2 separate regions of the Homo sapiens genome follow, and region 2 is linked to region 1. A link is an interaction called in ENCODE POLR2A ChIA-PET data of the cell type or tissue named here. Cell type or tissue: CD4-positive, alpha-beta T cell. All regions are shown on one strand. Each heading gives the region's core, and the rest is flanking DNA. Links, peaks and the distances in the headings are about the cores only. Region 1 has its middle 48 kb from the start of MIR1270. Region 2 overlaps LOC105372317 (a long non-coding RNA gene).

Region 1 (4,403 bases), core at 229-4,228:
CAAATAAAGCCCAAGATTTTGGACACATCTATTTGTTGTACCAACCATATGATGCATAATTCAATTATTTATCCAGTTGCTAGTCTAGACTGAAAGTTTCTGGATTGTTGGAACCATGACTGCTTCATGTATTTTTTTAATGGCCATATAAATTGGAAGCTACTAGTTTATCTGTTTGGGTCTCCAGATCTTCTCCTTGTTTATCATCCCAGTACCAGGAAACTAGAGAAACTCATCTGGGTACCAACCAAAGACATCTTTTATATGAGGGGATGAACAAACACAGGATGACTCATTTCTCTTACACTGAGACAGAAGCAGAAGTAATCACTCTTGTCTGCTCTGGACATCCTCAAATGCTTCAAAGACACCTAGGTGACTGAGAGAATTCCCATTGACCTGGGGCTGATGGCCCAGTGATAAGCCAGGTTGGAGAGACTCAGGCCGATTCTAAATAAAAAATGGAACTGCCTTGGTGGAGCTCAAAAACCTGGATCACCCGTCCTGATTTGCTAGCTCTTGGGTAAAAGAAAGAACAAAAATGCTCTACTCCAGTATCACATTTTACAGGTAAATTTAGTTGTGATCATGGTTCTGGATACTTTGTGGCCTCGATCTCTCATGCCTAAGATGCTTATTTACACTTACAGATTCTGCCATCACATTCTATTTCCTCCTGGATCCTCTCACATCACTGTAGCAGGGCAATGAACAAAATGTGAAAAATCTCAAAATGCCACACTCCCAAATGGGAGCTTAAGATGTCAAGACTGACATCTCACAGTGCAGAAAATGCCTTTTGTTAGTTTTCTGTACATCTCCGTCCAAAGTCCAGACCTTTTTTGTAAATTCCAGGCAGAGGGCAGACCTTATCTGCAGATTCTAGGTAGGATCAACCTGGCTCTGCATCCTATGGTGTTACAGTAAGTGGAGTACAAAGGAGGGATCCCCTCATAGAGGCTGCTCTAGCACATTCTAAATAAGTCTAAATGGAAAAAAAAAAAGCTGATGTAACATGAATGTAAGTAGACAGTTTATTTGGGTCAACTTTAGATTATAAACTGGGAGCAAATATTCAAGTTGCCTTAAATCTACACTTTGATTAGCAGCAGTTACAAGAAGATTTGTAAAGACAACAAGAGAAAGAGAGAGAGTGGGCTGACACAAAGTTGTTTTTCAGAAAATTTTATTTATTTACAGAAATGACTTTGATTATTGATTAGAAATATATGGTTATGGTTTAGGGTATGGGATATAGGGTCCAAGGCAGCATTATTAGTTTATTTTATGGCTACTTGTGGCAATAGTGAACAGTTTCAAGAGATAAATACATAGTTCAAAGGGGGGAGAAAGACATAACTGCACTTTCATTTTAATGTCTGAGTTTGATAACCAAAAGAACTTGCATTTTTCAGATAAACGTTTTTTATTTCCCAATCTCAAGACTGGGATTCAAAATTTGGAGCTGCAGATTTAGGGCCTGAATGTCTGAAGTAGCAGCACGTGTTACCTGCAAATTTGTGAGCATTTTAGCAAGAGGAGGAAGAAGAAAGTAGAGATCCTCTTGTCTACATGTCTACTCAATGCACACGTTACTTTAATTGGATTTGTGGGTCCCATGATCTCTGAATCAGTTTCAGATCTGAAGATACAAGAGTCAGTGAAAGAGGTAAAATGACTGATTACTGTATTGTGAAATTTATAGAAATCTGATCTAGCCTCTCTAGAAGTGACTGTAGAGGACTATAGATACCAAATAGGCAGAGACACAATTCTTCCTGCATATTTATGGGACAGCATGCACTGTGCTGCACAACTGTGAGTTCACTAGAAGCCTGAGAGGGAGTCTCCTCTGGAGTAAATTCTGGTTGGCACCTTATGTGTTTATATTATGTCTGGTAATTCTAGACAGTGTTTTGAAACAATAATTAAAAGAAAAGTTTTCTCCATCCCCAGAAGAATGCCACAATAGAACAGAAAGAAAATGGTTTTATTACACAATTAAACTTGAATGTGACATGCATCATAGTCAATCTGCTTAACAGACTGCAATAATAAAAAGACGGACATCATAATTAGTCCACAAGTAGAATTTACAGCACCATGTCATACATAGTTCATTCTAAATTCACCTGGAGATTGAAGAGGTCATCTGTGTATGCTAATTGCTTATATTCAATGATAAATAATCTTTTCACATCTTCATAACAGGAGGTAGTTTAGCACCTTGAAGCCAGGTACCTGATGAAGCTAGGCTTTCACTCTGCTACAAAAATGGTTGAATAGGGTTCTATGTTTTTGGCTATTTATATTTTAGAGCAGTGGTTCTGTACTCCCTGGCACTGGGCTACAGCACTCCTGCTTGATTTCACCTGGTTGCTAGTGTCCTCTTGACTTCTACCATCTGTCACTGAGGAACAGCCCAGAGCACAGCTCACATTTTATGTGAAGTCTATTTGCCACAGCAGCACTCTAGTGTCACATCAGAGAGGGAAGCCTGAGCTGCAGGAGGAGAGCCTGCAGGCCTCCTGGGTAGAATGACACATTCACAATAATGGAAATGAGAGCAGTGTTTCAGCCCATTTCTACTTATAATGGTGACCAGGGAAAAATACTGCTGATTTTCCAGCATGAATCCAGATAGAGATAGCTCCAGAAGTTCTCACTGTGACAGCCCAGCTTATTCCAAAATCAAGGGTTATGAATAAGGCTTCTGAAACAGAGACCCAAAGCACTGGAGAGAAAAACAGATCTCCGTCGGAGCAAGATGGTTCTGAGAGAAAAAAGTTAAAATGATCTTAAGAAAAATCTCAGACTACATATAACATTGATTATGTCAGATAGAAAATATTCCCCTAAAAGAAATTTCTCTCTAAACACCTAAAGTGTACAGCTACTCTCAACATGAGAAACATGAGCATTATGAAGAAAGGGGGCAGATTTTCAGAAGAATTTTATAAAGTTTCTTTTCTATCTCTGCTGTTCTCTCATCTCCTAGCCATTGAATGGGGGTTCTACGTTGAAATATATTTGACAACTTCCAACAACACTTTCTGATGAAGAAATAGAATCTGACTGTGTTCATATAGTGGAATATGTTAGAACTTGCAACACAGCTAACTGAAGAGCTATTATGGTTTTTGCATGGCCACATCACCTAACCTTATTTGTCCTGCAATAGCAGCATACCAATTTAGTGAAATAAAATATACTAAAATAGTGTTTACTCAAAATTATCTCTATTGAATAAAGTAACAAACATGTCACACTAATATCTACTTACTGTAACAATTTGGTAGTAAAGTTCCTTTGGATATTAAATATAAATATCAAAGTATAAATAATTTTAATGAACTAGTGTTAATGTAGATAGCATTTAAAAAATTAAAACTTCAGTTAAAACATTTTATATTTCAAAAGTATAAATAACAATATTAAAATAACCATTTAAGTGATTCATTCAAAGTAAGTAGTGCAGCTTTGTATTGGTACTATTGTAGAAAATACTGTTTCTGGCTTATGCCTGTAATCCCAGCACTTAAGAGGCTGAGGAGGGTGGATCACCTGAGGTCAAGAGTTCAAGATCAAGGTGGTGAACATGGTAACACCCCATTTCTACTATAAATACAAAAACTTAGTCATGCAGGGTGAGGCATGCGTATAATTCCAGCTACTTGGGAGGCTGAGGCAGGAGAATCACTTCAACCTGGGAGGCAGTGGTTGCAGTGAGCTGAGATCACACCACTGCACTCCAGCCTGGGCAACAGAGTGAGACTCTGTCTCAAAATAAAAGAGAAAATACAGTTTAATGTACATGAATGCAGATTGTCCACAAACATTACACATAATTATGCTAATTGTTATGAAGTAATAAATAGAAAGCAAGATACAACTACAGACTCCACTGTTTAGTTTATACCCTGAACTGTTTTTGCTTTTGCAGTATAAGCACTTCAGCCTGCAAATATTGGATAATTACCTTGGATTTTCAGGTTTCTGTCAAAGAAATATAGTATCTTTTAGTCTTTATCATTCTGTATTGCTAAATTTAATCTTATCTTTGTGCTAAGCTTCTGTGTGCTCTTTTTTTTAATTATTATTATACTTTAAGTTTTAGGATACATGTGCACAATGTGCAGGTTAGTTACATGTGTATACACGTGCCATGCTGGTGTGCTGCACCCATTAACTCGTCATTTAGCATTTGGTATATCTCCTAATGCTATCCCTCCCCCCTCCCCCCTCTGTGTGCTCTTAAAATGAGCTCTTATCTAAACAAATCTGTCTACTTTAAAGGACTAAAAATGAAAAAAATAAACTTTTCAGAACCGAAAACAAAGCAATAAATCTGAATTATCAGATAATCTGAAGACAGAAAAAATGACAAAAGTCTTATTTAGTTG
Region 2 (4,403 bases), core at 134-4,133, 92 kb after region 1:
TGCAGTTCTACTGGCATATCCCATAAGGGCTATGGATCCAGGGCCAGTTGACTTGCTTGTTTAGCTTGTTCAGAAGCCATGCTCTCTTTCTCTCTCCAGTGAAAGTCATCGTGTTTTCTAGTGACTGCATGCAGAGGTTGTAAAATGTTACTCAAGTGGAGAATATCATGTCTCCAGAATCCAAACAAGCCAATACATTTCTGGGCCTCCTTTTCAGTGGTAGGGGTTGCAAATTCTAGTATTTCATCTTAGCCTTTGGTAAAATGGATGATTTCCCTGCATTCCATAGGATGTAAAGGAATTTTACACTAGATGCCTGTCCTTGAATTTTACTAAGGTTAATTTCCCATCCTTGAGATAGGAGCTGGGTTTTTACCCACTCTAAACCCCGGCTGCCTAGTTCTTCAATTTTATCCTGATGGGGCCACTGGGACAGCTGCTTTTTTCATCAATAGGCAGATATTTCTGAGCCTTATCAGTCAAGACACAGGCCTGACATGGGGCCAGGGCCAGTCTGGAAGTCAGATTAGAATTTTCCTTTTCCATCTTACGTTTCTCTTGTAGCAACCATCCCCTATCTTGATACATTAACTTATAAGCAGTAAGCAAACACCATCCACTCTGGGAGATCCCATCACCATCTCCTTTGCTGACTGGAATCCCCTGCAGCACTTCATGCACAGTCAAATTTTAAATTGCGCTAATTTAGATTCCCAATTCTCACAAAGGCCAGTTCCCCTGGACCATTCAATCGCCAAAGAGGAAAACTGGGGGAGTTCCCATCCCTGGATATGGGAATTCCTCGAGTTTCCATCCCTGTCCTTCTGGCCAAAAAGCGGCACAATTTTGTTTTCGAATTCTGTTTATGATGCCAAAAATGTTCTGTGTGGGAAACGTGAAAGGGGAGAAGAAAAGACACACACACAATACCGTTAAGGGTCAACAAGTTTTATCCCATGTAAATGGGAATGCAGATATAATAAGCAAATGATATAATAAGCAAATCAATGTAATAAGCAGATTTATATAATAAGCAAATTGCAATGGGAAGAGGAGAAGGGAAAAGATATATGTATGTGTGTGTATATATATATATATTGCCCACCAGACTATGGAGGATTCACCAGCAGACTGGGAAGCAACAGTCTGGGCTTCAGAGTAAGCCACTAGTCTGTGCACAGATGAGGACAGGTCTCATGAAGCTTCGGCACAGTCTGGGACCCTAGATCTTTTGTAACTAGTTGTTTGGCCTAAGGTTCAGTCATGAGGGCTGTTCGTGAATGGGCTCAAGTAACATAAAAAAGTCAACTTGTTTTTACAATTGTCTATTGTTTTTGAACAACTAATATATAGGAATAGATTTAAATAGAGATTTCTCCAAAAGAGCACTGGATTAAAGCCTCAAGGGGCTCACACAACCTGTTCTAGGACTTGTTGATCATTGATTGTGTCCACGTTCAAATGAGTTCAAATTTAATATTTAACTTTTCCTCCACAAATTCCTCTGTCTTGATAAATTGGCTGTGTCTAGGCCATGGGCAAGGTGAACCCCTTGGACAGTTACACAACTCTGCCCTCTGGGTTCAAGCGATTCTCCTGCCTCAGCCTTCTGAGTAGCTGGGACTACAGGTATGCACCACAACATCCAGCTAATTTTTTGTATTTTTAGTAGAAATGGGGTTTCACCATGTTGGCCAGGCTGGTCTTGAACTCCTGACCACAAGTGATCTGCCCACCTTGGCCTCCTAAAATGTTGTGATTACAGGTGTGCGCCAGTGTGCCCTAAATAATTTCTTTTTTTTTTTTTTTTTTTTGTATTTTTAGTAGAGACAGGGTTTCACCATGTTGGCCAGGCTGGTCTCAAGCTCCTGACGTCAGGTGACCCACCCACCTCAGACTCTCAAAAATGATTTCTTTCTATCTCCTATAACAGTTTGAAATTACTTAAAGTTTGTTTCAAGTAGAAAAAATAAAAAGAAAGTGAATAAAAATAAATTGTAGAGTTAAAAATATTAGAAGAAATTACAAAATATGTATGTAAACCTGGAGTGGCCAAAAATCATGAATTTGATTTATTTATAAGGTTTTATTAAAATTAGCTTTAGTGTTGACAATACACTATTACCGAAGTAAAAGTTGTTGAATACATTCAAAAAGAGAGAGAGTAAAAAAGAGATAGGACCCCCATTCAATCGCTAGGAGATGAGACAGCAGCAGAGATGGAAAAGAAACTTTATAAAATTCTTCTGAAATTCTGCCACCTTTCTTCATATTGCTCATGTTTCTCATGCTGAGAGTAGCTGTGCACTTTGGGTGTTTACAGAGAAATTTCTTTTAAGGGAATATATTCTGACTGACTTGATTAAACTTACATCTTGTCAGAGCTTTTTCTTAGGATCTTTTTAACTTTCGTCTCTCAAAATAATCTTGCTCAGATGGAGATCTGTTTTTCTCTCCAATGCTTTTTCTGTTTCAGAAGCCCTATTAGTATCCCATGGTGTCTGAATAAAGTGGGCTGTCACAGTGAGAACTTTTGGAGCTATCACTATCTAGAGACATGCTGGAAATTCAGCAGTATTTTTTCCGTGTCACAATTAAAAGTAGAAACTAAGCCTGAAACACTGCTCCCATTTCCATTATTGTGAAGGTTCAATTCTATCCAGGGGGCCTGCAGGCTCTCCTCCTGCAGCTTAGGCTTAGCTCTCTGATGTGACACTAGAGTGCTGCTGTGGCAAATGAGATTCACATAAAATGTCAGCTGTGCTCTGGGCTGTGCCTCAGTGGCAGATGATAGAGGTCCAGAGAGAACACTAGCAACCAGGAGAAAGCAAGCAGGAATTCTGTAGCCCAGTGCCAGGGAGTACAGAGCCACTGCTCTAAAATGTAAATAGCCAAAAAGATAGAACACTATTAAACCATTTTTGAGGCAGAGTGAAATCCTACCTTCAGCAGGCACCTGGCTTTAAGCTGCTAAACTACGTCCTGTTATGAAGATGTGAAAAGTTTATTTGTCGTTGAATATAAGTAATTAGCATACACAGATGGCCTCTTCAATCTCCAGGTGAATTTAGGATGAACTATGTATGACATGGTGCTGTAAATTCTTCTAATTGTGGACTAATTATGGTGACCATCTTTCTGTCTTTGTGATCTGTTAAACAGATTGACTATGATGCTTGTTACATTCAAGCTTAGTTGTGTAATAAAACCATTTTCTTTCTGTTCTATTACTGGGAAGTTTCTTTGGGGCTGGAGAACGTTTTTTTTCTGTTTCTTTTTTCTTTTTTTCTTTTTTTTTTTTTTTTGAGACAGAAGTCTCACTCTGTTGCCCAGGCTGGAGTGCAGTGGTACAGGTGTGAGCCACCACACCCAGCCCGATTTTTCTGTTAACTATTGTTTCCAAACACTGTCTAGAATTACCAGACATGATATAAACACATAAAATGCCGACCAGAATTTACTCTAGAGGGGATTTTCCTTCTCAGGCTTCCAGTCAACTTATACTTATGCAGCAAAGTGCATGCTGTCCCCTAAATACACAGGCAGAATTGTGTCTCTGCCTATTTGGTATCTATAGTCCTCTACAGTCACTTCTAGAGAGGCTAGACCACATTTCTACAAACTTCACAGGGCAGCAATCAGTCACTTTACCTCTTTCATGGACTCTTGTATGTTCAGACCTGAAACTGATTCAGATACTATGAAGCCCAGAAACTTATTCAGAGTAACATGTGTGCATTGAGTAGACATATACACACGAGAATCTCCACTTTCCCCTTCCTCCTCATGCTAAAATGCCCACAAATGTGCAGGTAAAACCTGCTGCGACTCCAGCAATTCAGACCTTAAATCTACAGCTCCAAATTTTTAATCAAGGTCTTGAGATTTTTATCTTAAGTTCCATTTTATCTGAAAAATGCAAGTCTTTTGGTTATCAAACTCAGAGAGACATTAAAATGAAAGTGCAGTTATGTATTTCTCCCCCCTTTGAACTATGCATTCATCTCTTGAAAGTGTTCACTATTGGCACAAGTAGCTATAAATTAAACAATAATCAATGTTATTTCTGTAAATAAAAATTTCTGAAAAACAACTTTGTATCATCCCAGTCCCTGTCTCTCTCTTGTCTGTAGAAATCCTCTTTTAACTGCTACTAATCAAAGTGTAGATTCCAGGCAACTTGAATCTTTGCTCCCAGATTACAATCCTTAAGTTGACCCAAATAAACTGTCTACTTATATTTATGTTGTGTCAGCTTTTTTTTCTTTTCTTTGAGGCAGAGTTTTGCTCTTGTTGCCTGGGCTAGATGGAGTGCCAAGGCCCTGTCTCGGCTCACTGCAACCTCTGCCTCCTGGGTTCAAGTGATTCTCCTGCCTCAGCCTCCCGAGTAGCTGGGATTACAG

Evidence for each region. Peaks named below come from ENCODE experiments on the same cell type or tissue, not always from the same donor. Only the 100,000 strongest peaks of a DNase experiment are listed, where the experiment ranks them.
Region 2: POLR2A ChIA-PET joins it to region 1 with 6 read pairs; 3 of 35 experiments call an interaction of 5 or more read pairs at or near these places.

The regions. Positions count from the first base shown.
Region 1 is chr19:20,349,024-20,353,426 of GRCh38, forward strand. It overlaps the pseudogene BNIP3P20. Among named protein-coding and RNA genes, the nearest start is that of MIR1270, 48 kb to the right of the region's middle. In CD4-positive, alpha-beta T cell, for the core only: no CTCF peak of the experiment used is centred there; no DNase peak of the experiment used is centred there.
Region 2 is chr19:20,441,041-20,445,443 of GRCh38, forward strand. The region is part of intron 1 of LOC105372317 (a long non-coding RNA gene); the gene reads left to right. It also overlaps the pseudogene BNIP3P23. Among named protein-coding and RNA genes, the nearest start is that of MIR1270, 44 kb to the left of the region's middle. In CD4-positive, alpha-beta T cell, for the core only: no CTCF peak of the experiment used is centred there; no DNase peak of the experiment used is centred there; H3K27ac peaks cover 437 bases.